Regions from separate parts of the Homo sapiens genome. Here region 2 is linked to region 1. A link is a contact called in ENCODE Hi-C or POLR2A ChIA-PET data. All regions are on one chromosome and are shown on one strand. The core of a region is the stretch at or near the end of the contact, and the rest is flanking DNA. Distances in the headings are between cores, read along the strand shown. Region 1 holds the start of LINC02980 (long intergenic non-protein coding RNA 2980). Region 2 holds the start of H2BC8 (H2B clustered histone 8).

What was found. A loop is a pair of places that touch in the nucleus more often than their neighbours do. ChIA-PET counts read pairs that join two places held with the same protein, here RNA polymerase II (POLR2A). Pooled maps may share reads with other maps.
Region 2: a loop to region 1 is called in a pooled map, with 3 times the contacts of the local background. The contact joins the promoter of H2BC8 here to the promoter of LINC02980 in region 1. A Hi-C loop is called at or near these places in 3 of 50 pooled maps. POLR2A ChIA-PET finds 5 or more read pairs at or near these places in 2 of 52 experiments (HepG2 and naive thymus-derived CD4-positive, alpha-beta T cell).

What each region holds. Positions count from the first base shown.
Region 1 is chr6:25,991,069-25,994,156 of GRCh38, forward strand. LINC02980 (long intergenic non-protein coding RNA 2980) reads left to right here and starts at 1,599. Exons shown (of 3, transcript NR_186645.1): 1 at 1,599-1,850. It overlaps TRIM38 (tripartite motif containing 38), which reads left to right. Exons shown (of 8, transcript NM_006355.5): 8 at 1-163. RefSeq lists a silencer at 1,408-1,717 and an enhancer at 1,708-1,917.
Region 2 is chr6:26,215,213-26,218,300 of GRCh38, forward strand. H2BC8 (H2B clustered histone 8) reads right to left here and starts at 1,476. Exons shown (of 1, transcript NM_003518.4): 1 at 988-1,476. The coding sequence starts at 1,431. The coding sequence ends at 1,051. H2AC8 (H2A clustered histone 8) reads left to right here and starts at 1,709. Exons shown (of 1, transcript NM_021052.4): 1 at 1,709-2,225. The coding sequence starts at 1,763. The coding sequence ends at 2,155. RefSeq lists enhancers at 590-719, 770-859, 940-1,289, 1,201-1,852, 1,720-2,139 and 2 more.

The DNA of each region.
Region 1 (3,088 bases), core at 349-2,848:
CCTTCTCTTTCCCCTTTGTCTTGTGTCTCCTTGGGTCTCTTTTCTCCAAGACCTAAACTCCCTGAGGACAGGACTATTTTTTACATCTTGATGTCACTCCTGAGCACTTGCTTTAATGTGTTGGACACTGGGTCCATTAAAGATTGTATGTGAAATTATAAAAGAAACGTTTTCACCTTTCTGTGGTACAGCTATAATTTCTGGTTTCATTTACCAACTGGGTGAAAGTGGACCAGTGACACCATTTGTCTGGGCCTTCCTTTCCTGAAATATAATATTGGGGCAATAGTCCCTGGTTCTTGTAAGGTGTTCAGGCACAAAACGCTAGGCATGTAACATACTAAATGAGGTTTTCCCAGTTAATTTATATGATTGCAAAGGACGTTCATATACACGGTCTGCTAAAGAATTCTGGGGCCAATTAATCTCTGTGGCATGATGGGTAAGTCGATCCCTTCTCTGGGCGTCTATTACTTCAGAAAAGGCATGAACTCAATTTTAGGGACCACACAAAAAAATTTATTCACTATCGTGTAGGACTTGGTCATTAGAGAGCTTTTGTTTCTTTTTTTTAAAATTTTTTTTAATTTTTATTTTCGTGTATGTGAATTTAATGGAGAGCTTTTAAATAACCAGATATTTAAATAACCAGATAATACAGATGCCCGGCCTGCTCCAGACAAATTAGAAAAGTATGTAGGTGAGGAGGGACCAGCCAGAAGGCGGTTTCAGCTCTGGAGTGACACTGAACGTACTTCTCTTCCAGGGATGTCACGAGGTGTCAATTTCTCTGGCCTTACCCAGGTCCATGCCCGCCCCCAGGGGCCCCAAGAATGACTTCAGCACCCCACCCCCACCTCCCTCTCCAGATGTGGGTCCTGGGAGCGTTCAAGGCCCGTCAGTCACTCGAGCCACCCCTTGGCGGCTGGACCAAATCTTGGGCTGCCGCCTGGATCTGCAGCTGGAAAGCGCCGTGACCACCGGTGTCCCCAGCTGGAGCAGGGCGGGCTGCACGACTCGCGAGGACGCCCTGAACCGCGGCTTCCTCTTTCATAGCCGCAGGACTCGTGGTCAGAAGGCCGACTCCAAGCCTCAGCGGATCCACGAAATGGCCTCTTTGAGGCTGTGGTGAAATTTAAGATACCCTTTCCCTGCCATTGTTACTGACGTACTTCAGCAAACAGGTTAAAGTTCTGAAAGGACGTGGTCACGACTTTATATTTCTTACAGATTTGTGTCTCATGTTTTGTGCGTAAAAACCATTCGTCCTCATTTGAGATTCTCATATCCGTAATTCAGTTATACATAAAACTGAATTCAGTTATATCATAAAATGTTCCCATGCGGGGAATGATTCGTTGGGGTCTCAGCCTGAGGCCAGACGCAGCAGAGAGATCGGGAGTTGGGGGATGGCGGGCGGGGAGCGGAGAGGAGGCCGCCCGCCGCCAGACTCAGGGTCCAGCAGAGCAGCAAATGCTCCCCGGCTCCCAGCCAGGGCGCAGCTGCTGGCCTGGGGCCGCCCCTCACGCCGCAGGAGCCCCGCCCGCAGCGCCGGCCCTGCCCCTGGCCTGTGAGGGCGCCAGCGCCCCCTACAGCTTGCAGTCGCCCTGCGCGCCTCCCCGCGAGGCTTGTTTTCTAGCGCCTCTGGTGGGCCGCCTCCCGCAGGCCTGGTGTGAGCCTGGGGTCCGTTCTCACAGCTGGATCTGGGGTCTGAATGCCGCGCCCTCTGGAGAGCCACAGATGGGTCTCCGCTGATGCTTCTCTCAATTTCCTCTAAGAGCGAGAGCTCCGGGAAAGGAGCCGATCCTGGTGGAAGACTACAGGTCTGAGTCCACTGGACGAAAAACGAGGTGCGTTAAGAGACCGCGGGAGTGGGGAAATGGGGAAGTGAGGGTGGGGACTGGGCAATGGGGGCGGGACGAGAGGTCTGGGGCTGGCGGGGACAGGGCTTAAGAGAGAGCCACCCCTCCTAGCCTTGAAGCTGTACCGAGCTTCCCTGTGATATTTTAAAATGCAAAAGTACAAAAATTGAAGTAATGGAACTATGCGTACGCACCTCCTAGATTTTTAAAGGTTAACGTGTGACTGTGTTTACTTCAGATGTTCCTGAAATAAATGAAAATGACCAGTTAAAATGAAGGAAGAACGCGCTTGCGTCCCTCCTAGAGGTCAAACACTCTTCTGAGGATAGGTTGTATGCTCTCAGCGCCTCTTTTTATTAAAAGTATTAAGAAGTACTTTTCCAAATATTAGATGTAGTGTGTCATATCATTTAAACGATTTTTTTTGTTTAAAATAGTCTTTTAAAAATAATCTTTTTATTTTTAGATTTTTTTGAGACAGAGTCTCGCTGTGTTGCTCAGGCTGGAGTGCAGTGGCGCCATCTCCCCTCACTGCAACCTCTGCCTCCCAGGTTCAAGTGATTCTCCTGCCTCAGACTCCCAAGTAGCTGGGATTAAAAGCGTGAGCCACCACACCCTACCAATTTTTGTATTTTAGTAGAGATGGGGTTTCACTATGTTGTCCAGGCTGGTCTCGAAATCATGACCTCCACTAATCCACCTACCTCGGCCTCCCAGAGTGCTGAGATTACAGGCATAAGCCACCGTGCCTGGCCACTTTAATCATTTTTGTTTTTGCATCTAGTCTAAGAAATTCTGCACTAAAATTCTGCACTATTTTCTTCTAAAATTTTAAAACATTTTCTATCTGTGTCTTTGTTAGATGTAGAAACTTTTGTGTATGATATGGGGTATAGCTATAATTTTATTTTTATTCCATATGAAAGCCAGTTTCTCAGCCCAGGTAATTGAATAGACCATCCTTTCTCCACCAACTCTTAAGGCTACTTCTGCTCTATTGTGTTCATAGTAGTTTCTAGGCTTTCTGTTTTGTTGTACTGATTTCTTCACCTATTTTTGCATCAAGGCTCTCCTCTTGGGGAAATAAAACAATCCTGCCAACCAAAGACCCCTCTGGATCCTCAAACACGCCATCAGCATGGAAGGCCGCTATGGCATAGCGAGAGATAAATAGGATTCAGGCAGTGCTGTCCTTACATCGCAATCATTCAGGTAGTTAGCAGGAG
Region 2 (3,088 bases), core at 226-2,725, 220 kb after region 1:
CCCAGGATGGAGTGCAGTGGCGCGATCTCTGATCACTGCAACCTCCGCCTCCCGGGTTCAAGTGACTCTCCAGCCTCAGCTTCCAGAGTAGCTGAAACTACAGGTGAGTGCCACCACGCCCGGCTAATTTTGTTTGTATTTTTTTAGTAGAGACAGGGTTTCACAGTGTTAGCCAGGATGGTCTCGACCTCCTGACCTCGTGATCCGCCCGTCTCGGCCTCCCAAAGTGATGGGATTAGAGGCGTGAGCCACCGCGCACGGCGGAAAACGAGATTTTTTAGATCAACTTTACATTGCCAATGCCCATGGTATTCCCTCCACAACAAACTCCACAAGAGTGCTCAGAAAAGTCAAACTTGTTATCAGGTGATCTTTAGGGACCCAAAGACTACTCTTCCTACCCTTTCCAGTGTTGCCCAGGCTGGAATTGCACTAGCGTATTCACATGTTCCTGCAGTCTCTAGCCCGAGAGTTTAAGCTATCCTACCACCTCAGCCTACCGAGTAAATGATAGTACAGACGCAAGCCGTCACACCTGGTTAGCTTCATTTTTTTGCAGAGACGAGTTCTATGTTGCCCAGGCAAATCTGTTAACTCCTGAGCTGAAGAAAGCCTCATGCATCGACCTCCCAAAGTGCTAGGATTACAGGATCTTGCCAACACAGAACAGGAGTATCTCCTGATCAATTTTTTTTGAGACGAAGCCTCGCCTTTGTCGCCCAGGCTAGAATGCAAAAGCGCCATGTCTTTTCACTGCAACCTTTGCTTGCTGGGTTTAAGTGATTCTCCTGCGGCAGCCTCCCGAGTCTCTGGGATGACACGCGACTGCCCCACGCCCGGCTAATATTTGTATTTTTAGTAGAAACGAGATTTAACCACGTTAGCCAAACTGGTCTCGATCCGCACGCCTCGGCCTCCCAAAGTGCTGGGATTACAAAATCGGAAAAATTATTCCCTAGAAAACGGTGAAATTCAATATTAAAGCTCTTTATGTGAGACTTGAGTGGCTCTGAAAAGAGCCTTTGAGTTTTAAAGCACCTAAGCACACATTTACTTGGAGCTTGTATACTTGGTGACAGCCTTGGTACCTTCGGACACTGCGTGCTTGGCCAGCTCTCCGGGAAGCAGCAGACGCACGGCGGTCTGGATCTCCCTGGAGGTAATGGTCGAGCGCTTGTTGTAGTGGGCCAGACGGGAAGCCTCGCCTGCGATGCGTTCGAAGATGTCGTTAACGAAGGAATTCATGATGCCCATGGCCTTGGATGAGATGCCAGTATCGGGGTGAACCTGTTTTAGCACCTTGTACACATACACGGAGTAGCTCTCCTTACGACTGCGCTTGCGCTTCTTGCCATCCTTCTTCTGCGCCTTGGTCACAGCCTTCTTGGAACCCTTCTTCGGAGCAGGAGCTGACTTAGCTGGTTCAGGCATGCTGTCAGAAAACAATAACAGCAGTGAGAATGAACGCACTTAAATAAAAGCTCGTGTCTAGAGTCTCTCCTTTTATAGGCCTTTCATGCAAATAAAGAATTCAAAATATCCAGCTCTGATTGGGCAATGTGTTAGTGACGCATACATGTAAAATAGCCTTCACCTTATTTCCTTTCTAATTGGTTGGCTCGTCAAAGAACAATTTTAACCAATCAAATTGCGCCTTTCACAATTCTACCGATGACTATAACTAGCTTCTTATTCCTCCATCGAGCCCATTCTTTTTCTTTATTCAGTGGATTGTTAGTTCTTCTGCTGTTAGGAAGCCACTATGTCTGGACGTGGAAAGCAAGGCGGCAAAGCTCGGGCAAAAGCTAAAACGCGTTCTTCCAGGGCCGGTCTTCAGTTTCCAGTTGGCCGTGTGCACCGCCTCCTCCGCAAAGGCAACTACTCCGAACGAGTCGGGGCCGGCGCTCCAGTGTACCTGGCAGCGGTGCTGGAATATCTGACGGCCGAGATCTTAGAGCTAGCTGGCAACGCGGCTCGCGACAATAAGAAGACCCGCATCATCCCGCGCCACCTGCAGCTAGCCATCCGCAACGACGAGGAGCTAAATAAGCTTCTAGGTCGCGTGACCATCGCGCAGGGCGGTGTCCTGCCCAACATCCAGGCCGTATTGCTGCCTAAGAAGACGGAGAGCCACCATAAGGCCAAGGGCAAGTGAAATGATTACTAGTCAAATCCGTCAGTGATCCCGAGTCCCAGAAACCAAAGGCTCTTTTCAGAGCCACCCACCTTTTCTGTAAAGTGCTGGAATACACATACGATGCCTGAAATCTCAATGTTCACTGTCCTAATTTTTAACGAACGCTTCTGACGTTACTGGTCAGTTCTTTATTGAAATCCTTGCTCACATTTCATGCACTAATTTATCTTACTGGTGTTTCTTTGCAGTAAAAATGCGTTTATAAAGGTATACAAGAATAGAAACCGAGGTTGTGACACCAAGGTTTCACTGCGTTATTTTGTGTATAGGTCCATGCTGTGTATACAAATTTATCATTAATACACAGGCTGTTTATTCATGTGCACTTGTCAGAAAAGGGTGAAATATTAATACAGAAACGAGAGAACAAAGAAGGATAGCTGCCCATTAGCATTTCAGGGCGGGCTTTTTAAGTTTTAAAGATGACTGCATTCCGGCTGGGCTCAGTGGCTCATGCCTGTAATCCCAACACTTTGGGAGGCCAAGGAGGGCGGATCATAGGGTCAGGAGTTCGAAATCAGCCTGCCCAACATAATGAAAGCCCGTCTCTACTAAACAAATACAAAAAGTAGCCGGGCGTGGTGGTGTGCATCTGTAGTCCCAGCAACTTGGGAGGCTGAGGCAGGAGAATCGCTTGACTCCGGGAGGCAGAGGCTGCAGTGAGCCGAGATCACGCTATTGCACTCCAGCCTGGGTAACAGAGCAAGACTACGTCTCAAAAAAAAAAAAAAAAAAAAAGACTACATTCCTCTAGTGAGAATTGTGTTTGTTGGATTTCTCTTTTCAAAAGGAGCAATTAACACAGTATTCTAAAATAAACACTAAACGAAACTAAGCAGTAACGGCCTGACGCCCTAGGTCAGACCTGTAATCCCAGCAATTTGAAAGACT